Linked DNA regions of Mus musculus: all the other regions are linked to region 1. A link is a loop called in an ENCODE intact Hi-C map of the cell type or tissue named here. Cell type or tissue: heart. All regions are shown on one strand. Region 1 holds the start of Ttc32 (tetratricopeptide repeat domain 32). Region 2 has its middle 34 kb from the start of Pum2. Region 3 holds the start of Rdh14 (retinol dehydrogenase 14 (all-trans and 9-cis)).

The links. A loop is a pair of places that touch in the nucleus more often than their neighbours do. Peaks named below come from ENCODE experiments on the same cell type or tissue, not always from the same donor. Only the 100,000 strongest peaks of a DNase experiment are listed, where the experiment ranks them.
Region 2: it touches region 1 in a loop (3-fold over the local background); 2 of 42 quality-filtered maps call a loop at or near these places.
Region 3: a loop joins it to region 1, with 9 times the contacts of the local background. A loop is called at or near these places in 13 of 42 quality-filtered maps.

The regions. Positions count from the first base shown.
Region 1 is chr12:9,026,201-9,034,200 of GRCm38, forward strand. Wdr35 (WD repeat domain 35) reads left to right here. Exons shown (of 27, transcript NM_001159527.1): 26 at 1,283-1,523; 27 at 1,806-2,647. The coding sequence ends at 1,956. Ttc32 (tetratricopeptide repeat domain 32) reads left to right here and starts at 3,797. Exons shown (of 3, transcript NM_029321.2): 1 at 3,797-3,996. The coding sequence starts at 3,857. In heart, CTCF peaks have their summits at 3,447 (motif pointing left), 4,122 and 7,113 (motif pointing right); a DNase peak (open chromatin) is centred at 3,941; H3K4me3 peaks cover 1,759 bases; H3K27ac peaks cover 1,612 bases.
Region 2 is chr12:8,636,078-8,644,077 of GRCm38, forward strand. No RefSeq gene overlaps it. Among named protein-coding and RNA genes, the nearest start is that of Pum2, 34 kb to the right of the region's middle. In heart, CTCF peaks have their summits at 2,824 (motif pointing right) and 4,774; DNase peaks (open chromatin) are centred at 1,024, 2,534, 2,824 and 4,984; H3K4me3 peaks cover 1,529 bases; H3K27ac peaks cover 985 bases.
Region 3 is chr12:10,386,398-10,394,397 of GRCm38, forward strand. Nt5c1b (5'-nucleotidase, cytosolic IB) reads left to right here. Exons shown (of 9, transcript NM_027588.3): 9 at 3,407-3,777. The coding sequence ends at 3,736. Rdh14 (retinol dehydrogenase 14 (all-trans and 9-cis)) reads left to right here and starts at 4,383. Exons shown (of 2, transcript NM_023697.2): 1 at 4,383-4,829. The coding sequence starts at 4,443. In heart, CTCF peaks have their summits at 4,355 (motif pointing right) and 4,562; DNase peaks (open chromatin) are centred at 4,424 and 4,894; H3K4me3 peaks cover 1,956 bases; H3K27ac peaks cover 1,514 bases.

The sequences.
Region 1 (8,000 bases):
TCATAATCTTTCTGAGGATGAGGAAATTAAAATGAGGTCTTATTGGACTTTTGATTAGAACTATGTTAATTTACCAAGATGGGATCACTAATATGTCAATAATGAATTTTCTCATCCAGAAATATCAACTTTTAAACCATTGCTGTATCTGTTTTGTTTTCCATAAAGATTTTTAGTTTACTTCTGGTATGTTCCAAATGTTTCTTTTAGAGTTTATTCTTATTTTTATTGTCATTAGTAATAGGATTGTAAAAAGGTTTTCCAATCAACTGTCAGTTATATAAAGAAAATAGCTGTGATTTCTTACTTTATAATAATTCATTTAATTTAAATTAATGTGACATAGTGCAGCTCAAATAGTTTACAGTCATGTGCCATTTCTAGACTGAGGCTAAAAGAAAACACACTCTGAGATTCTTCCCCCGTTGGCTGGGGAGGTCCATACACTTCCTCTCTGTGTTTTAGTATAAAATGGTAAGAAATAGTATGTGCCTTGCAACTTCTACCATGAAAGTGCTGTGCTCCAAAGGCAGAACTAGAGGGTCTTGGTTATTATAGCCGAATGAATGTCTGTTTTAAAATAAAACTGTTCCATTCAACTTCTTGTCAACCTTTGACCTCAGGATCAACCAGTGGAACTCTAACAAGAAGATGCAATGGATATGTTGTTCCATTGGTTTTGTTATATTTTACTACTAGAAGGAATTTAAAAAAAAAATTCAGAGTCTAGAGAGGAAAGGCATACAAATTGATGACAAATCCAATGCTAATTCTGCAGTGTATTAAAGAAAAGATGCTATCTCTATTGCAGAAGGATTACAGATAAGATGTAGCAGCTGTCAAAATAGTCTGGGCTGGCAGTGGGAAGCTCATTTGTACTTAGTTGTCCTGTTACCTCAGTGGGACAAAGAACACAGAGAGCATCATGCTACACTGTTTGTTCTTTGTGAGCAGAAACCATTATCTTGAGAATTACAGTATTAGTTCACCTTGTCTGGAATGCCACAGAAATTACTGGATCAAATGGAACAAAAGCACACATTTCAGTATGGAAACCATTCGGTCTGGAGTGAGCATGGCTGCGTGAGTCATTGTAGTGTGACTTCACTCTCATGAATGGGGTTATGAACTCTGCCTCCTCCGCTGGGGCTCCCACCCGTCAGTATTGCCTTACATTTATTAAGGCTTGTGTAGGTTAAGATCGAACAGCACCTGTGGGTCCTGTTTCACACGTTCACACTGTACTTGTCTTTGCAGATACTAACTGCCCCGTCTTTTCCAGCTCTTCACCTGAGAGACTATGAAGACATCATTCCCTCAGTTGAGATCTACTCTCTGTTAGCACTCTGTGCGTGTGCAAGCAGAGCTTTTGGTACCTGTTCAAAAGCTTTTATTAAACTGGAATCTTTAGAGACGCTCAGTGCAGAGCAGAAGCAGCAATATGAAGACCTGGCTCTGGAAATCTTCACCAAACACACGCCAAAAGACAACAGGAAGTCTGAATTAAACAGCCTTCTTGAAGGGTAGGTGCATCATAATCAAATGCCATTCACCTGAAGCTTGGCTAGTATAAAGCACTGAATTTTTAAGGAGTTTATGTTAATATTAAAATTGATTAATATTATTATCCTACATGAGTGTAGTAAAGCTATATTCATTTAAAGAAAAGTTTTTATGAGAAAAACTTTTAAAAGTATTTTATTTGAAATTTGACTTGGAAATTTTCATTCTTGAGTATTTAGAGTAGAGTAGACAGACCAATCACGTATTTTCACGTCTAATTGTTTTCTCTCTTATTTTTACAGCGGGGAAGGCAAACTGCCGACCTGTATCGCCACTGGCAGCCCAATCATCGAGTATCAGTTCTGGGTGTGCAAAGTCTGCAAGCACTACGTCCTCGCCCAGGAGATCAGCAACTACAACTTTTGCCCTTTATGCCACAGCTCGGTAGAATAAAGGAAAGAAGACTCTCAGTTGTACAGTGCTGGAAGCACACACGCTTCTCTGCACCCGACTGTGTCGTAGAGCTTGATTTCCTAAGGATTCATAGGAAAATCACCTCATCATCTGCTAGTTGTATTTTTGTATAAAATATATATTACAAAAGAAAATAAAAGTAAAGGGAGGGCTGGCATGTGCTCAGTGGTAGCATGCGTTCCAAGCCTGCGCAGGTCCTGGGTCCACTGTCAGTACTGGAAAAAAAAGATAATCCATACATCACAGTGCAACCAAGAGACAGTTTGATTCTTTTCACATAAGATTTACAGGTGTGAACTAATTTTTTTGTAGTTCCTGTCTGTTCATTTACCATTTATATAACTTATAGTTTGTGGCAAATTACCACAGAACTAGTTCTCTCTTGCCAAGGTTACCAGTTGGTTAGAGACCCCTTGGGAGGTAGCTGGGGATGGCAGAGGGTAGGAGGGGCTGCCTTGAAGCAGAGAACAGACATGACCTGGGTTCAGGGAGGCTCAGCAGCGGCTTAGGACATGAGCTCTGTTTCTACTTAAGGTTAAATTTCTGTATGTTCATAAATGAGGAAATGGCATTTTAAGACTTTTTATTATTTGAAGTTTTAAAGACTACAAGCCTCATTCAAGAGGAAGCATTTGGTCTCTTTTCTTTGTAATAAACATGAATTAACTGATTTTGAGTAATGCTGTAGTTATCATCAAGCTTATCCCGAGCTATGCCATGGTTCAGAGTACTCTAGTGGCCTAAATGTGACCCCAGCAGCCACAGCATGCACTAATGTGGCCGGTCCCAGCATTCTGGTAAGCAGTGTACCTGCACAGGCACTGCCGACCTCTCTCATCTGCCATACACAGCTCATTATATTTTGCTGAAATGTACTTTAAGATCACTTTTCTGACCGGGCAGTGGTGGCACATGCTTTTAATCCCAGCACTTGGGAGGCAGAGGCAGGGAGATTTCTGAGTTCGAGGCCAGCCTAGTCTACAGAGTGGGTTCCAGGACAGCCAGGGCTACACAGAGAAACCGTGTCTCGAAAAAACAAAACAAATCACTTTTCTTTATTCTCAGAGCTCAGATCAAAAGTTTTTCTGAGACATTATTTGAAATAAACATGAAAACAAATTCTGAAGGGAAAAAAGGACGTTTATCCCATGTTTCCTTCCACTATAATGTAGGGAAATGTGGCATTTGCATTGTCTTCACATCCACAGACACATCCTCGGACACACACAGAGACATACACAGAATATATATCACATGGGAGAAAAAGCTAAGTCTTTTTAGGAAAATATACAGTGACTGAAGTGGCAGAGAATTGTTACCATAGAGACTACAGAAAGTTCACACTCAGAAACATGGACAAATTTGTTTCAAAGTAACAGAATATTAACTCTGTTGCCATAGCTCTAGACGCTTATTTTGGGTATCTAAAATGAAAACAGCAATATTATGTTGCCCTCTACTGTCTGCTTCTATAATTATTTTCTAAAAAAAAATTTTTTAAAGACTTCTTTATTTACTATGTATACAGCATTCTGCCTGGATATATGCGCACCACCACCGCCCGGCCATGGGCACTGTCTGTCTGTCTATCTATCATCCATCTAATCTAATCTAATCTAATCTAATCTAATCTAATCTAATCTAATCTAATCTAATCTAATCTAATCTAATCTAATCTAATCTAATCTAATCTAATCTAATTATGTATACACATGTCACAAAGATTTAAATTCTCTTAATTTCCCGCGAACGGCGTCAGGCGCTACCAGTTGTCTCGCGATACTACGGGTCTTCAAACAGGACAAACGTCCTTTTCCTTTAGCCAACGAAGTCCCGTGAGCGGTAGCTGTGGTTCCGCTTCCACCCGGGTGAGGCGGTCATGGCCTTGCGGCCAGGCCGAGAGGGCGGAGAGAGCTCGGCCGCCCTGGCCACGGCGCAGGCTCGCTTCTCCAGGGGCGAGTTTGCCGAGGCCCGGGAGCTGTACTCCGCCTTCATTGGCCAGTGCGCGCGTCACGGGAGGTAACTATCGCGAGAGCGGGCTGGGCGCGTGGGTGGTCCCCGAGCCACGCGCGGACCGCGGAGTCCTGGGCTGCCGCTTGGTTTCCCCAGAAAAGATCCCCTCCGAGCCCTGTCCTTCGGGGAGGGGACGCCTTGGTCTCCGCAGAGGCCCAGGCGGCAGGAAGCCGCTGTTCTGGGCAGGGAAGGTGGTCGTCCTCGGAACCACAGCGACGCCTTTGTGTTCCGGACGCGAAGGTTCCGGTTCAGCACCCGCTTAAGCTAAGCACAGTCGCTGCACCCAGCTGTCCCGTTAGTGTTTACCACGACGTCACAGCACACTCCTGAAGTTAAGGGTTGTTAATGTGACACCGCTAGAACATCACAAGAGTCCTTTCTGTAGAATATCAAGCCAGCGATGAAACGTTTATTGCCCAGTACAGTTCTTTGTTACTTTGATATTTGAGTTCGAGCAGCTTATCAAGATGTGCACTCTGACCCCTCTATTCCCACTACGCTTTGAGTCTTTAGAAAACGGGGTTGTATGTCGAGCCAAAATCTGATAATTATAAAAATTTTGACATTTAGGGGTCTTGGTTGCATTCTGTTTTCTGCCAGTTAAGGAATTAAAAGGCAGTAAAACTCTCAAGCCAGGCAGGTAGCAGCGGAGGAGGAGGAGGTGGTGGAGGAGGAGGAGGGTGCCACGACTAAGTACAGCTTATGAGAGAATCCGCTAATGAGGAAAGGTTTCCTAGGGGTGAGAAAACTTGAGTGGGCAAACAGATAAAACCCTCGGCAAAGCGGAAGAGGATTTCAGGAACCCGCAGATCCACTCCTTTGAGGGTTTAAGGAACTGAGGGTTGGTCAGTTTGAGCACAGAGCCCTAAGCATGTCCGATCCAGCTTTGAACTTGTGTAGTAGTAGCATAGCAGAGCCATCAGCGGGGGTGGGGTGGGGTGGGGGGCTCTATTGGTGAAAAAAAAGTAGAAAAGCCTTTTTAGGCTGCCGGGTTTTTGTTTCCGGTCAGCCGGGTCAGGAAGAAGCAGGTCAGGTTGGCAGTTCACTATATTTATTATCTAGTCTCAGCTCCTCTCTTGATACATCTGCTTATCAGGGAGTCTTACTCTTAGCCCCTCCGTATTGTTTGTCCCAATGTCTCTGTATTGGTTGTGAATTGGTCGTTAAACCGGGAGAATCGATCCAACTCTGCAGGTTCACAATTCCACTGTAATAGAGTGAAGTCTTTTACTCTTTGTGATATTCACAGCCTGGCTATCTTCTGTGCTAATGCCTGCACATGTAGCATTAGTTACTTCAAGATTTGCCTTTGTTGCGCTTATGTAATGTGTGGAGTGAACACAGAGAAACAGAGAAACTGGGAATTTCTCTCTCTCTCTCTCTCTCTCTCTCTCTCTCTCTCTCTCTCTCTCTCTTTGTGTAGCCCCAGCTGTCATGAAACTCCCTCTACATACCAGGCTGCCCTTGAATGCAGAGATCCACCTGCCTCTGCCTCCCAAGTGCTGAGATTACAAGCTGTAGTACTGGACCTGGAAGATCTTTATAGTAGACTGCAAGCTTGTCTTTGCATGAGATCTAATACAGAAGACTATTTGTTTGTAAGACTTAAATGGAATTAAGCCAGAGAGGCAAAATTGCTTTTTCATTTTAGTACTACATTATCATAAAAGTTAACAGAAATTTCTTTTTTTTTAATAAAGTGTTTTTGTCTTTGATAATCCTCACCTCCCACTACTCACCTTAATTCCTCTCGCCTCTACCCCCACTTCCCTTCCCCCCCCTTTTTTTTTTAAAGTTACCAAATCCCATGTTGTGCTGCCCCAGTTATTCATAGATATGTGGCCATACAGGAGGGTGTTTGACCTACCAGGGCCATACTTGGTTTGACATACCAAGTGCAGCACTGTGACAGCACAGTGGAGCAATGTGATACCACAGTGGAGCACAGTGACACCAACTTGGAGCATGAAACAACACAGTGGAGCACTGTGAAAACACATTAGAGCATGTGACACCACAGTTTAGCACTGTGACACCACAGTGGAGCACTGTGACACCACAGAGCAGCACTTAGACTTAAGAAAGCTAACTCTCCCTCCCTTCCTCAGATGCCCTTAACTGTTCGTAGCTCCTCTAGGATACCCACTCCCACCCAGCTCCATGGAGTGTTTACTGACTTGATCTCGTGCAGGTCCTGTGCAGGCAACCATAGCTGTGAGTTTATGAGCACAGTGCCCCTGCAATGCCCGGAAGACACTGTCTCTTGGTTTTTGCCCCAGCCCCAGGCTCTTCTCATTTCCCTGAGCCTTGGGGGTGGGAGAAGGGTGTTGATTGGCATCCTGTTTGTGGCTGATCACTCTGCTGACATTTGCTAATAGAAAATTCCACATAGATGGTCGAGTGATGTTACCATCTCTCTCTCATTTCCACCACCACTCCTGATAAAAAGGCTAGCAAACACAGGAGACTGCCTTTCTACTCTCCTTTAGGCTCTAATGGGCTTCTTTAGGAAGTTTCAGGAACAATTAGCAGTAGGTATGTGGATGGTACATGAGCTGCTGCTTCTTTCTCATTTGCGCATGTCAGCCCAGGAACCCATGTCCACCACAGCGAGGTAATCTCTGCCCTAGACTTGCAGCCTGGCTGCAAGCCCACGCTGCAGTTTCAGCATCCCTTGCATCCCTTGCACCTTTCTCTGGTAGAGTTCAAAACGTGAAGTCTACCAGTTCCACGGTTCCCCTTACACATGTCTTTGAAAGTTTCATTTTATTTTTTTAAATATTGGGTTGCTGAATAATTCTGAACAGTACTGACTGCCTTCTGGGGGCCTAATGAGTAAAGGTGCCTGCCACACAAGCCCGATGACCTCATCTCAGTCCCTGGAATGTTTGTAAAGCCGAAGGAAGCAGAGAGCCACTCCCTGACTTCTCCATGCATGTGGTAGCACCTTACACAATACAATTAATAAAAACTCAAAAAATATTATGTTTAAAAAATCAGTACTTTAACAATGAAAATCAATGGTATCAGCCTGTCTCTGTCCTTCTCTGTCTCTCTTTAAAGCTTTCTTCTAAATACTTATGAATGTTTGCATACACATCTATCTGTGACCAGATGCATACAGTGCCCACAGAGGCCAGGAGAGGGCATTAATTTCTCTGGAACTGGAGTTACACATGTCTGTGAACCACAGTGTTGATGCTAGGTATTGAACCTGGGCCCTTTGGAAGAGCAGCAAGTGCTCTTAACTGTTGAACCATCTCTGTAGCCCTTGCCTGTGTCTTTAAGATTGTAAGCAAAATGTCTACCTTCATGGAAAGTAATATTTTAGAATTTGTCTTAATGAAATCTAACATTCTAAGATTATCCAAGGATAAGACTTCATAACAAAGCTTTGAAACCTGAGGGAATGAATAATGAAAGTTTTGCTGAAGTCCTGGGGTGTGTTTCTTTCAGTCTGGGATAGCAGTTCAGCTGATGTCCTAATACCTGCTACAGCCTCCTGTTCGTGAGCCTTTAACACTGAGTTAGTGGCCTTCAGAGGTATCCTTTGTCCATCTTCCTCAGAGCTGACAAAACAAAATTTCTAAGTTACAACAGTTCCTCCCAACTATTATGACCATGTGGGTGTGGTGGTATATGCTTTGCTCCCAGCACTCAGGAGGCAGAGGCCAGCCTGCCCTACACACTGAGTCCCAGGCCAGCCAATGTTGCAGAGTGAGACCCTGTGTCAAAAAACTGGAATAGTCAAATAATGCCCCCTCCCCAATAAACTGCAAGGACCTCCATGTGCTACAATAGTCATGGTCTTTCTCTGGGTTGTCAAGGATTAATATGCCAAGAAAACCATTGATGGGTCAATTGCTGTGCCAACCTGCAACTGAGTTCCATTCCTGGAGCCCATGGAATGGTGAGAAGACAGAAATGATGTCACAGGGTTTTAACTGAACTCTGTACCCACGGTGGCATCTGTGCTCACACACATACAATAAGACAGTTTTTAAAAGATA
Region 2 (8,000 bases), 390 kb before region 1:
ATTCTTTAGTTACATATAAATATATAGGTATGTTTATAACATATACCTATATATACATATACTCACATATATATTATATACATATATATGTGCATATATATGCATATATATACATACCTATACCTATATATACATGTACTTATATATGTATATACAGTCACATATACATATATGCCCATATATATATATAAATATAAAACATATGCATACATGCATAAATACATGTACGTAGACATATATATGCATGTGTATGCATATATATGTGCATACCTAAACATATATACAGATACACATGTATGCGTATACTTTTATATTACACCATATATAGTGTATACATCACATCATATATAATGTATACATCATGGATACGCACAGGGCACTGACATGGCGGGTGCCAAGCTCATATATAATGTATGTATATATGTATATATTTATACATATTTTATATATTTTAATTTCATTAATTATAAATATATATTTATAGTATATGAAACATATTTCATATATATTTATATAAAAATATTTATAAATATAAAATGTATATAAATTAAACATATAATATATTACATACTTTAATATATATCATATATAATTATATATATTGTTATATATACATTATATAAGATAATTATATCTAATATATACATAAACATAAATATATACTTAAACTATTTATGTTATTTACATTATATCTAATATATTATAGATATATATATGCAATATGTATATTAATATTGATAAATATATGATATATACATAAATTTCAATATATAAGTGAACATATGTGAATGTATGTGTAAGTTTAAGGGTTTGTATAAAAACTGATAAATATAAAAAGACAAATGTTTACCTATAAACCATACATTATAATCCATAGACATAATATAGATTCAGGAAGTGACTCCACCGTGACAGGACGTGGCCATACCATGACCAGACATGAGAATACTGGGATAGGAAGTGGCTGCACAGTGACAGGAAGTGATTATACCCTGACCGGAAGTGACCATGTTGTCACATGAAGCGACCACACCATGACCAGAAGGGACTGGAAGTGACCGTGTCGTCACAGGAAGTGGCTACAGCATGACCAGAAGTGACCGTATCATAACTGGAAGTGGCCGTAACATCAGGATTTTCTTCCTGTTTTTGTTGTTTCTCAGCGTCGGTATGGTTTTGGAGTAGGCAAACCTGCCTGAGTCGTACAGAGCATCGAGGCCGAGGCACCAGGTGTTGGGAACCGCTGTGCTGTGCAGTGGGCCTTGCTTGGACTTATCTTGTATAAAATTATTTTATTATATATTAGATATATGTTATATTATATATCATTTTTAAATATATATTTTATTATATATTACTCATGTATATATACACATTATATATTATATATTTTCTGCTATTATATTGTAATATACTGTCCTTCATGTTACATACACTACATATTATCACACGTTACAGATCACTTTTATTATATAAAAAAACTTTTTAAAAAGTATTCAGAAGTACAAACTCTGGACCGCGGACGCAGCCATCCAGAAAAATATAAATTTGAAGTTAAAATTTAAAATATTATTATTATTACTATTATTATCATTATTATTTTAAATGTGAAAAATTGTTATAAAAGCATATGTTGTACTATATATTATTATCATGTTATATATTACGTTCCTTAGTGTTATCGCATCCTTATATACTGTGTCTCGCTTGGTGTCTGCTGACCCCTAACACCCTGTTTTCCATTTTATATTCCTGCACAAACATGACCAAGAAGCACTTGGAGAAGAAAGGTTTTATTCAGCTTAGTCTTTCACATTGCTGTTCATCACCAAAGGAAGTCAGGACTGGAACTCAAGCAGGTCAGGAAGCAGGAGCTGATGCACAGGCCATGGAGGGATGTTCTTTACTGGCTTGCCTCCCCTGGCTTGCTCAGCCTGCTCTCTTATAGAAGCCAAGATTACCAGCCCAGAGATGGTCCCACCCACAAGGGGCCTTTCCCCCTTGATCACTAATTGAGAAAATGCCTTACAGCTGGATCTCATGGAGGCATTTCCTCAGCTGAAGCTCCTCTCTCTGTGACAACTCCAGCCTGTGTCAAGTTGACACACAAAACCAGCCAATACAATTGACCCCTTGTCAACTTGACACACAAACACATCCCTAGTAAGCCTCAACCCTTAGTTCTTAAAAAGTCCCACAATCTTTACATATTAAAAGTTCAATCCTCTAAAAATATCCAATATCTTTTAAAATCTAAAGTCTTTACAATTAAGTCTCTTAACTGTGGGATCCACTAAAATACTTCCTTCCCTCACATGTACACATATATAGCAGCAGCACACCGCGGTGCCTAAAACCTGTGGTCAGTTTTTTATGTTGGCAGCGCAGGGGGGCGGGAAGGGATGAAAGCAGGTGTGACACTGAGGCAGGGGGATTCCCTTGAGTAAGGACGAAGCTGAGGCAGGGGGATGACATGGTGATGTAGCCACCCTCTCAATCTGCCTGTCAATCACCAGCTCCGCCCACTCAGCTGTGCTCACCAATCAGAAAAAAAACTCAGCTGGGCGGTGGTGGCCCACGCCTTTCATCCCAGCACTTGGGAGGCAGAGGCAGGCGGAATTTCTGAGTTAAAGGCCAGCCTGGTCTACAGAGTGAGTTCTAGGACAGTAGGGCTATACAGAGAAACCCTGCCTCAAGAAAAAACAAAAACAAAAAACAAACACACACACACACACACACACACACACACTCTCTCTCTCTCTCTCTCTCTCTCTCTCTCTTTCTCACAAAAAGGGGAGCATTGCAGTGACAACCTTTCGCCACCAGGTGGCAGGCCAGAGCATCTGTCTCAGGGTTAAGCCCAGAGACACCAAGTATGGGGAAAACCAACATTATGGACTGGTGAGATGGCTCAGTGGTTAAGAGCACTGACTGCTCTTCTGAAGTCCTGAGTTCAAATCCCAGCAACCACATGGTGGCTCACAACCATCCATAAAGAGATCTGACACCCCTCTTCTGGTGCATCTGAAGACAGCTAGAGTGTAGTTAGATATAATAATAAATAAATCTTAAAAAAACCAAAATATAGAGAAATAGATAGATGGATAAATAAATAAATATTAAACATTCAAAAATTAAAAATAAAAAATAATTAGAAAAAATAACAACCCAGTCTCAAAAAAAAAAAAAAAAACAAAAAAGAAAGAAAAAAAAAGGATTTTTCTTTTGATAGGGGACTAATATCCAATATATACAAAGAGCTCAAGAAGCTAGACTCCAGAAATTCAAATAATCCCATTAAAAAATGGGGTTCAGAGCTAAACAAAGAATTCTCACCTGAGGAATATCGAATGGCTGAGAAGCACCTGAAAAGGTGTTCAACATCCTTAATCATCAGGGAAATGCAAATCAAAACAACCCTGAGATTCCACCTCACACCAGTCAGAATGGCTAAGATCAAAAATTCAGGTGACAGCAGATGCTGGCGAGGATGTGGAGAAAGAGGAACACTCCTCCATTGTTGGTGGGATTGCAAGCTTGTACAAGCACTCTGGAAGTCAGTCTGGAAGATCCTCAGAAAATTGGACATAGTACTGCCGGTAGATCCAGCAATGCCTCTCCTGGGCATATACCCAGAAGAAGTTCCAACTGGTAATAAGAACACATGCTCCACTATGTTCATAGCAGCCTTATTTATAATAGCCAGAAGCTGGAAAGAACCCAGATGTCCCTCAACAGAAGAATGGATACAGAAAATGTGGTACATGTACACAATGGAGTATTACTCAGCTATTAAAAACAATGGATTTATGAAAGTCTTGGACAAATGGATGTATCTGGAGGATATCATCCTTAGTGAGGTAACCCAATCACAAAAGAAGTCATTAGGTAGGCACTCACTGATAAGTGGATATTAGCCCAGAAACATAGAACACCCAAGATACAATTTGCAAAACACAAGAAAATCAAGCAGAGGGAAGACCAATGGGTGGATACTTCATTTCTCCTTAGATTGGGAACAAAATACTAAAAGGAGTTACAGAGACAAAGTTTGGCGCTAAGACGAAAGGATGGACCATCCAGAGACTACCCCACCTGGGGATCCATCCCACAATCAGCCACCAAACCCAAACACTATTGCACAATGCCTGATAGATTTTGCTGAAAGGACCCTGTTATAGCTGTCTTATATGAGGCTATGTCAGTGCATGGCAAATACAGAAGTGGATGCTCACAGTCATCTATAAGATGGAACACAGGGCCCCCAATGAAGAAGCTAGAGTAAGCACCCAAGGAGCTGAAGGGGTCTGCACCCCTATAGGTGGAACAACAATAGAACTAACCAGTACCCCCAGAGCTCATATCTCCAGCTGCATATGTAGCAGAAGATGGCCTAGTCGGCCATCACTGGGAAGAGAGGCCCCTTGGTATTGCAAACTTTATATACCCCAATACAGGGAAGAACCGGGAGTGGGAAGGTAGGGGAGCAGGGCAGAGGGAGGGTATAGAAAACTTTCCGGATAGCATTTGAAATGTATATAAAGAAAATATCTAATAAAAATAAATAAATTAAATAAATAAAGTCTAGTCCCATGAAAAAGAAAACAAAAACAAAAAACAAAAAACAAAAAAATCAACCCAGTCTCGAAAAAAAAAAAAAAAAGAAAAAGGGGGCGAGGCTCAGAGGACCCAAAGCCGGAACAGAACTACAACTCCCAGCATGCCTCGAGGCTGAGGCAGGGACATGCCCGCCACTGCACTGACCTGAGATGGCGGGAGAGAGACTTCCTGTCCACGGCCAGTGACTGCCTGCTTCCAATCCGCTGTCCCCGGGACAGCGGCGCTCACGGCGGCGGCGGAGAGACCCTGGCGGGCCGTTTTCGGGTGGCAGCGGCGGGAAAACAGGAGGCTCGGGTCTGTGCACGCGCTCTGCTTGAGAGTGCTGGTCTGTGGCGGGAAGTCCCGCCCACTCCGCTGTGATTGACGGCAGCAGCTTCCAATCGGGAAGCTTCCCCACTCACTGTTTCCAGGAGCAGGGAACAGCGCCAGAAGTCCCGCCCGCCCGACCGTGACTGACAGCCCCAGAGACTGAAACCGCCCCCCCCCGCCCCCCGCAGAGAGATCCGCGTCTGCAAAGACAAGGGCGGGCGGCCGTGATTTTTATATAAAATAAAAAAAGTCTCGTGTGCTTATCGTGTGGGAGCTCACGCTGTAGCCCAGGTTGACCTCGAACTCAGAGATCCACTGCCTCTGCCTCGTCCCAAGTGCTGCTGGGATGAAAAGCGTGTGCCACCCCTGCCTGGAGACCCTAAAACTCTTAAACCCCAAAAATAAAACCCTAGCATTTTAAATAAAAATACTCAAGAGCACTAAACACTACTCTTTAAAAAAGCAGCAAAACCCTGACACCCCCCAAAAAACTCTAAATGTCTGGGGCGAGGCCGGAGCGCTCAGAGGTCCTGTCACTCGATTCCCAGAGACCCCCACGCAGGCTCACACCCTGTGCAGCTATAGTGAGCTCACATAGACGCGAGATAGATGAATAAATCTTATAAAAATCACCTGAGACACACGAGAACCCGTCCTGTACTGGGGCTTCAGAAATACTGAAACAAAAGAATGCAAACGGGAAAAAGCATCCTTCTTTGCATAGGTTTAATAAATTACTAAGGGTGCCATCCTTGGGTCGCTGACATCTTGTCTTCATAGGAACTAGACTAGAAAGAAAACCACTCAATGTCTGTAGCTATTTCCCAGCCTTAATGATGTAAAATATTGTACTTCTTTATAAACAGGCTGTTGACCCTACTTTAACTCAATGGACTGCTAGAATCAAGAATTATTCTATCAGAGAGCACAGACAGATCAGACACGCTGGCTGCACAGCATATTCAGAACTTCCAAGGGATTTATTAATCAGAGCAGGGCATTGTAGGCCTTAGCCTGGCTCACAGAACCAAAAGTAGTCACCCAGCTTGTGGAACAGGACTTTGCTATACAAGTAGTCACCCCTGTTCATGTCTTTGTTCTCTATGCCCTTTGTTACCCATAGTAATCTGTGGACAGAAACTATTGAATGGAAAATTCCCAAAATAATTCATACATTTGTTCTATTTTATTTGTAGTAGTTGTGGCTGATTGCTAGTGCCTAATTTGTCAATTAAGTTTTATCATAGGTATTATATAGAGGGCACACATAATCTATCCAGTCCATGGCTGCATAAGCCATGGGTTCAGGCTTGTGCATAGAACCCCAGAGTAGGCAGTTGAGATTTACAGATATACTTAATGTTGATCAGTCTGTCCACCAGACCCAAACCAAGAAACAAGCAGATAATTCTGGCACTGGGAAATTTAGAAACATGAGGAAGGGGAGACCTTTGGATGGAGTCATTGTTAAAACTGTGAAGCCACACAGTAAGGACAGGAGCCAAGATGGATAAGCTGTAACAGCAAAGAATATGCAATAGTTAGAGTCATCCCTCTTGGGAAAATACTGTCGCTGCTCCCAAATCTGGTTTTTTAAATTTGTTTGTTTGTTTGTTTGTTTATCAAGCAATCATATGTACGTGTGTTTGTCTTTGTGTGGCTGTACACATGTGAGTGTAGGTGCATGTAGAGAGGTCAGAGATTTTCATATTCCCTGGAGATGCAGTTAAAGGTGGTTATGAACCTTGTGACATGGATTCTGGGAATCTATCTTAGATCTTCTAAAAGTTCCCTACATGTTCTTATCCTCTGAGGCATCTCTCCAGCCACACATGTATACAATACACACACACACACACACACACACACACTTAAAAATTCAATGGAAAACTTCTGATCATCCCTCTCAGCACCCCAAATCCACTTGTCTTCTGTGGTGGGTTCAATATATTTTTTCCTATCCTCAGATCATTGTTTTACTGATGGACTGACAGAGGTTCAGTTAATTTGTTCTCATCATTAAATTTGGTACATTTTGTGGCTTTTAAGGGTAATATCAGTTGAAGAATAAACCCCCCCTTTGGTCTGATAGATTGATTTAAAAACCTCTATCTTGTATCTGCCTTTCAATACCACCATCATATCTGGCATTTCATGCATTATAAAGTGTCAAATGGGTTTTAAATGCCCCCATTCCATGATGGGAGACACAAACAGAATAATTAATCACTGTGAAGAGTGTCGAAACATAAAGTAGGTTATCCAGAAATGTAGCCTCTTGAGCAAGTGCACTGTGGATATCAGTCACAGTGATGTCATCAGAACTTCAATAATGAATTGGGGAGTAATACAATTCCAACATTAACAGGGAAAAAACAAAATTGTAGAAGTTGCCAATATGGTCAAAAAGTATGAAGTGTGTGTATTTTTTCATTAATTGAAGGGACATTTATTGGGTGCTTAGTATTGATAACCTGAATGACTGACATGTGTATCATGTGATTGGAGTCCAAAGGTTGACATTGAGTGCTTGCCCCCATTGTACTGTGTTTGATTTTGTTTTGCATTTGTCTGTTTGTTTGTTTTGCTGGCTTTTGGAGGGGGGTGGGGCATGTTGTTTGCTGGAAACAGAGTCTCTCAATGACCCTGGAGTTCTCCAGATCAGTTTAACTATCCGGCCAGTGAGGTCCAGGGCTCTCCTGTCTTCACCTCCCCAGCTCTAGGATATCGATATGGGCCACCATGCCTGAGCTTTTACATGGGTGATGGAGATCTGAATCCAGGTCCCTCTGATCCTGTGCTGTGCATTTTACTGGCTGAATAGTGTGTGTGTGTGTGTGTGTGTGTGTGTGTGTGTGTGTGTGTGTGGTGTGCATGAGTGTGCGCTAATGCAGGTGACCAAATCAGAAATAGGGCAGAGGCATTGAATGTCCTGGATTTGGAGTCATTTGCAGTTGTGAGCCACAGGGCAAGCATGAGTGCTGGGATCCAAACGCAGGTCTTCCTGAAGACTCTTCTAAGACTGAGTACTCTAAACTACTGGATTCTTTCCAGCTCCCCGAGAGCTTATA
Region 3 (8,000 bases), 1.4 Mb after region 1:
AGGCAGAATAGGAATGCAAAGTCAGAGAACAGAGATTGAGACAGCCCCTCTTCCACTTGTTAGGGGTACCACACAAAGACCAAGCTGCACATTTGCTACAAATGTGGGGGACCTAGACCCAGTCCCTGCATACTTCCTATGTGGTGGCCCTGTCTCTGTGAGCCCCATGACTCCAGGTTAATTGACTTTGAAGGTCTTATGGTGTCATCCACCCCGCTCCAGCTTGCTCAGTTCTATGCCCCCACTCTTCCACAAGACTCTCCAAGCTCTGCCTGATGTTTGGTCTTGGGTCTCTGCACCTACCTCCATCTCCTGCTCGATGAGGCCTCTCAGGAATCAGTTATGCTAATTTCTTGTCTGCAAGAACAACAGAGTATCATTAATACTGTCATGGGTTAGCTCTCTCACATGGGATGGGACTCAAGTTGGTGCAGTCATTGGTTAGTTATTCCCTCAGTGTCTGCTCCATTTTTATCCCTGCTCACCTTGTAGGTAAGACAGATTTGAGGTTGAAGGCTTTGTGAGTGGTTTGAACTTGAGAATATCACCACGAGTCAGGTAACCAAGATCCAGAAAGACACATGTGGTATGTACTCATAAGTGGGCATTAGCCATAAAGTGCAGGATAACCATGTTACAGTCTACAGACCCAAATAAACTGGGTAATAAGGAGGCCCCAAAGGAGGATGCATGAATCTCTCTCATAAGGGGAAACTAAATGGCCATCAAAGATGGATGGAAAGAGGGAAATGGGTAGGAGTGAGGAGGGGAAAGGTGATAGTGATCAGGTGGTGGGGGGATATGGGTGGGAATGATAATGGACAAGGTGGGGGGCATCTCTGGGACAAGCTGGAAGTCTGGGACAGGGGAAGATTTTGGGATGGAGGAATATAAGGGGAATCTATGGGGATGAGCCTGAGATTATTACCAGAGGGAGATAATAAGAGACTGACGTGCCTAGCTCTTGTAGCCAGGCAGGACTTCCAGAGGAGGGAGGGGGCACCTGCAATACCCTCTGTGTTGTTCTTATCATTCTTACTTCCAAGCAGCCACAGAACATCCAGCCAAGCTCTCAACATTAAATGGCTTTCCTATTGCAAAGTACTAAGATTCTTCCACAGTTCTCCCCAAAACACGGTCAGGTACCAACTTGTCTTAGTGATTTTTGTTTGTTTGTTTCTTTGATTGGTTGGTTGGTTGGTTGGCTGGGTTTTTTTGTTGTTGTTGTTGTTGTTGTTGTTGTTGTTGTTATCATTGTTTCTTTTTTGATTTTTTTTTTTGGTGGTTGTTTTTGTTCATTTGTTTGCTTGCTTCGAAGAAAGACCATGACCAAAACAACAAGTTGGGGGTGGATGGGTTTATTCACCTTATACATCCATATTACTGGTCATCTTCAAAGGAAGTTAGAATGAGAACTAAAACAGGGTAAAGTCCTGGAGGCAAGAGCTGATAGAGGCCATAATAGGTGCAGCTTACTAGCTTGCTTCCCTCGTCTTGCTCAGCCTGGTGCCCAGGGTATTGGCACTAACCATAATGGACTGGGCCCTCAGTCATCAATCACTAATTAAGAAAATGTTTGCAGTTGGATCTTATGGGGACATTTCCTTATTGGAAGCTCCCTACTCTTAGATAATCTGTGTCAACTTGTGTCATGATGACAAACATCCAGCAGTAACTAGGGCTTTCCTTGAGCTCTGTGATAGCTTGCATATGCTTGGCCCAGAGAAGGGCATTATTAGTAGGTGTGGCCTTGTTGGAGTGGGTGTGTCACTGTGGGTGTGGGCTATAAGACCCTCATCCTAGCTGCCTGGAAGTTAGTATTCTCCTAGCAGCCTTCAGATGAAGATGTAGAACTTTAAGCTCCTCCTGCACCATGACTGCCTGGATGCTGCCATGTTCCCACCCTGATGATAATGGACTGAACCGCGGAACCTGTAAGGCATCTCCAATTAAATATCCTTATAAGAGTTACCTCAGCCGGGCAGTGATGGCACTCACCTTAATCCCAGCACTTGGGAGGCAGAGGCAGGTAGATTTCTGAGTTCGAGCCCAGCCTGGTCTACAGAGTGAGTTCCAGGACAGCCAGGGAAACCCTGTCTTGAAAAACCAAAAATAAATAAATAAAAAGAGTTACCTTATTCATGGTGTCTGTTCATAGCAATAAAACCCTTATTAAGACAAGCTCACTGCCACCTGACTCAGTTTCTCATATGGTGGGATTACAAATGAGTTCTAACATACCTGGCAGTTTTGATCAGTTTTGCATATTTTGAATTCCACATATTTAGGGAAATGGTATATATTCTATATCACATTTATCAACTCCTGTTCCTCATACAATGCCTGTCTGATATTCATATATTCCTGACTTTTAGAATAATGCTGTATGAGTTGTATATTTTTCTGAACTTTTCCCTTCAGCCAGCTATGTCTATTTATCCTGATTGTATATTTAACCATGTGTGTGCCCCTGAACACACACACTAAAATAAACATGGTTTTAAAATGGGCCAGTGAGGTGGCTTAGAGGATAAGAGTGCTTGCTTGTCACCAAGCCTGATGACCTGAGTTCCATCTTATTCAGAGAAAATATGAATCATGGAATCTATTTTTAGGCAAAACCTCACTCAGGTAGAGGGGACAGTGAGCAGTATGATGATAATATACTAAATTGTCAAACAGGATTTCCACAAGCATTTCCTTGAGAAGACAGTACTATGCAACAAATGTTGGCCAGCATGCAAATGGCGGCATGCGCATAAAAGACATAAATGAGTATAAAATAGTTAAGCATGGATGTAAACATAAAACAATGGAAAAGACTAAAATAACATAAAAAGAAACAAATATTATGTCTTAATGTAGAAACTATAAAGCTACATAGCGTTAAGACAAGACAGGGTTGGACTCAGGCCAAACAAACAACTAGTTAAACAAAGTGACAGTAATTTCAAAGGTAAAACGTTCCGCTGACAAACAATGTGGTACAATGGTGGTTTTGGTGGTCAACTGAAACACATCTCCCAGTTACCGGGGATAATTTATGCCTATTGCCCTGGAGTACTACTTATAGAACGTTCTTTCACACTTAAAATATGTTTGTCTGGATGAAAAATGATGTGGTTATCCTAGATTTATTCCAGGCATGCAAGGGATGGTTGTGTATCAGGAAATATCTTCACATAAATGTAGAGAGTTTGGCATCGTACTGTCAGCCCAGAATCACTGCATGCCAGTCAGCAACCTGTGGATTTTAAAGTCTTATAAGACCCTGGTTGGTTGGTTGGTTGGTTGGTTGGTTGGTTGGTTGGTTGGTTGGCTGGTTGGTTTGGTTTGGTTTGGTTTTCAGTAATCACTTCTCTTTTGCTCACCCTTGCACAGCTGAGACTTACGTTCTCTTTTCCAGGGTCCTCTTAAAAGCTTTCTGGAAGATTTAGGGAAACTGCAGAAAAAATTCTATGCCAAAGACGAACGATTGCTTTGCCCCATCAGGACCTACCTGGTTACAGCTCGTAGTGCAGCGAGTTCAGGTGCCCGTGTGCTGAAGACCCTTCGCCGATGGGGTCTAGAGATAGATGAAGCTCTTTTCCTGGCTGGAGCCCCTAAAGGTCCCATCTTAGTGAAGATTCGGCCCCACATCTTCTTCGACGACCAAATGTTCCACATTGAATCAGCACAGAAATTTGGTACCATCACGGCCCATGTGCCTTATGGCATTGCTCAAAAACGCAACTAGGGATGGGGAGGAAAAATAAACAGTCTGGTATTACAAACGGCATGTGTTTTGCATGGCTAGAGTGACTAGTTATTTCTGAGAATTTGACCACAAAACTTAGCTCCTTTGGTGTTTTTCTTTGCTTTTTGGAAAAAATTTTGAACTTTCAAGCTACAGTCAAGCATTCTACTTTTTTAAAGCTAAGGATGTTGGATATCATTGCATCTATCTATAAGTTGTAATGGGTGGCTCTTTAGACAAGTTTAGAACTTTGACACTTAAGTTGTTTCACAAGAAGCTTAATTAATTTTCAAAAAGCATTGCTCACTTTTAGTGTTAGTCAAATGAATGAATCTCTATATGCAGCATCACCTAGAAAAGGTATATTCAGGGTGGAATGAGTCTGATCAATAATACTGCTGATAACTGGGGCTGTGTCTTTTGTTATCCTTGTGTGGCAAGAATTTTACCAAGAAATGTCATTTTGTCTATAGGCATATAACCAATTCTAACACTGTCCACTTCTAAATAAATCCGCTGGGGCTTTCATGTGTACTTCCTGAACGCTAAGTCAAGTCAGCCTTAGGAGCAAAACTACAAGTCCCAGAAAGCCCCGCGCGCAGTAGCCCAGGACAGCAGGCGGCGCCCCAGAGTCCTTCGCGTGTAGGTGGCCCCATAGCACTCCGGAACCTGTGCGCTAGGCCCAGTGCACCGGGCCCGGAAGGTTATGGCAGTGGCTAGTGTGGCCGCAGCGCTCCTGGCCGCACTGGGCGGGGCGCTGTGGCTGGCGGCCCGGCGGTTCTCTGGGCCAAGAAACCAGCGGCAGCAGGGAGGCGGGGACCCGGGCCTCATGCACGGGAAGACAGTGCTGATCACCGGAGCAAACAGCGGCCTGGGCCGTGCCACCGCGGCGGAGCTGCTCCGCCTGGGGGCGCGGGTCATCATGGGATGTCGGGACCGCGCTCGAGCAGAGGAGGCGGCCGGTCAGCTCAGGCAGGAGCTCTGTCAGGCTGGGGGCGCCGGGCCCGACGGCACCGATGGCCAGCTGGTCGTTAAGGAGCTGGACCTTGCCTCGCTGCGCTCAGTGCGAGCTTTCTGCCAAGAACTGCTACAGGTGTGGGTCGAATGGAGCTCGCCACCCTCGGGGAGGGCCCTCTGAAACCTGGTGTGACCTTGAGGGTGGCCATGACCAAACCGGAAAGGCTCCTGCCTGCCTTGGACCCGGCTAGGAGGAGGGGCAGGTCTGAGAAGGAATTCCTGGGAGGTCCTAAGGAGAAGTGCATAAATAAGCCAGTGTCTGGACATTTGGTTTTGTTAGGCTAGGACAGTCACCAGCTGATCTTTGAGTTGTTTTCCCCCTGTCAGAAGTGAAATGTGTGCCAAATCTTACAGTGTCACAAGGCCTGTGAGCACCACAGGAGAAAAGCTAGCCAAAAACTTTCATTAGACCCTTCTTAAAACTTTTCTTTCTGTTTTTTTCCCCTCGTTACCTGGTTTTGTTTGTTTGTTTGTTTTTTCTTTTTTTGTTTTGTTTTGTCCTGCTGAAGTAGGAGGGGGTGTCACTTGCTGACACCCTGCATCATCCCTAAACTTGGAATCCCATTAAGTGTCTGAAAAGGGACAGGAATAAAAATAATTTAATGCTTAGCTTTATGGAAGGTTTTATACATGCCAGGGGATGTGCTAAGGACATTTTTAATATCTTTGGCTATTATCAGATCTTGTAAAGCAAGCAATAATATCTCTACTTCATGATAGGGAACTGAGGCATAGGAAGGCTAAGTGACGTGTCTGTCTTCAGAGTCCTTGCTTTAATCTCCTGTTGTGCATTCCTAGTACTTGAAGGCTGAGGTGTGTGATTTCCTTGGGTGTACAGTAAATATTCTACCGAAGTAGAAAGGCTGTGGCCAAAGTGACTTGCCACAGGTAGATCTAAAGGCAGACACAGGAGGGTGCTTGTCTCTTCTGAAATCTCTTGAATCTAAGGCAGACATTCTAAATGGCCTGTTTTTCTTTTCCGTGATGTACTTAGACCAAAAGAAATATCTGTAAGTTCATTTGTTAACATTTAGATATTTAACTCTGACAATTCTTATTAGTGGGACTGTGGCATGTTGGACACTATACTAACTTTTCCAACCTCCAAGTTAGATGGACACAGCCACCTTCATTCTTGTTCAACATAGACTTCTTTTTTTTTTTTAACTTTTCACTTGCACTGAAAACAGTAGCTAATAACTACTAATAACTGCTAAAAGCACAACTGTACAAAGAAACCATCTCATCAGAAGAGAGACCATATTGAACCACTTGGAGTAGTAGTTATTGAGATAATGAGTAGAGTGTCACTCTTTTGCTCAAACTTTAAGCCATTGTACAAGATACTCCTGTTGTGTTCTGGGACATCATGTTGCTTATTAAGAGCCAGGTAGATAGAGAAGTTGGTATTTTGTTTTGTTGTTAGCATTCCATTTGCATGTAGTAGATCAAGTAATAGTGCTTGTCTCTGGGAGATTTTTGAAAGCATAGGAAGCAAGTTTTCCTGTCTCACTAATGTGTAAATAGAATTGACCATGCTCATTTTTGATACCATTGTTGCTTTGGTGTCTTGAGGTAAAACCAATTAAAAAAAAAAAAGTATGAATACAAAGAGGTACCTAAGTAGTACTGTCCTTTTGTTGCTTGGCTCTGAGGTTCAGTGTTTATAATTAGAAGAAAAGAGAAATAGAAGTTTTAACATTCTACTGTTTGGTATTCTTGGAATTTATGGTATTTATCTCCTAGAATTTAAAAAATAGAAAATGATAAAGTCTTAAACCCAGCAAAGAATGATAGCTCAGAAATGATTAATTCTGGAACCCTTCCCAGAGGATTAGTGAAGATGAACACTCCTTTCTCGCCATATCTATGAACTCGTGCCTTCTTTTTGAAGTTGACTGTTGGAAAACATGAAGTGTTTTTCGACAGGCGAGAATGAGAAACAGTTAACCTGACAGGTAGCCTCTGGTAACAGTTGTAAAATTTAACACATTTTTCTTTCACTTACACTTGGCAAAAAAAAAAAAAAAAAAAAAAAAAAAAAAAAAAAAAGCCATTAAGAGTTGAAATTTGACCTGAAATTAATTTGATGATAGGTCATCACCACAGGTTTACACCTGGAACATGTTGTACATTTGTTTTCCTCTATCATCAGAAGATAGAGGAGCCAGGAAAGAGCTGAGGAAAAACAAATTCTATAAGGAACAAAAAGGCTCTCAGTGAGAACAGTGCAATGTAGGACTTGAATTTTGGAAGATGTGGAGGTATATGATCAAAATACTAAGCTGAGTATATACGTCTTGTAATTTGGGACCCTCTTAGGGTCCTTCCCTCTTGATCCTTAGGGAAGAAAGGACAGTTCTAGAATCACAGTGAAGGTTAATGGTGTCTGTTAATGGTCTCTTCCTGTACTATTGTGACACTTGGGTAACAGTCCCTGTTGTCAGTAATATATTTTTTAAATTAACCATTCAATGATTTTATAACTTTTCTATCTTGATTTAGTCACAATTCTCTCTAATCCAAAGTCTGTACCTATGACTTTCTCTTTGTACCAGTTTTAGGGATGTGCACTCAGTTATTCTGTCTCTGTAGTGACCTTTTACACTTAACAGAATTACAGATGAAAGCATCTTCACTTACTACTCATGGTGATACTAGTAAGGTGGGAGTCACAATATCAGCTCTCTGCTAGATATGGTCGCCCTGCTTACCCTCTCAAGCTCTGTTTTACACGTTGAAACTAGAAGGTTTAGGTTACTAATTATGAGATTAGGTTACTAATTATGAGGATGGCCTTTGGAGTCTAAGAATTTCATCTTCAGGCTGAATTTGACATGCCTCTTAGCTTGTTGACACTGAGCAGTCACCTGGGTTTACCTTGAACTTAGGATATTATTGGAAGTAGATAAGGTTATCTGAGAAAGGGACCAAGTAGGCCTTATTAGTCATGCAACATCACTATAAAGGTATATTTTTTTCATATTTTGAAAGATGTTTTTAAGGTTATCATAGGAACATATAAGTTTAATATGCTATACCAAATTTAACATAACATCAAAACTGGTATTTTTCTAGTTCATCTGAAATTAAGATAAGACATGCAATCCTAGGATTCTCTCATCCCCAAATTTGCTGTATTTGTTTTTTAAGAAAGACCTTGATAATTAACATATAGTCAACATCTGAGTGAAATGTGAACTATACATATTCATAATTACTAAGTTGCAAAGAGCATGACAGTGCT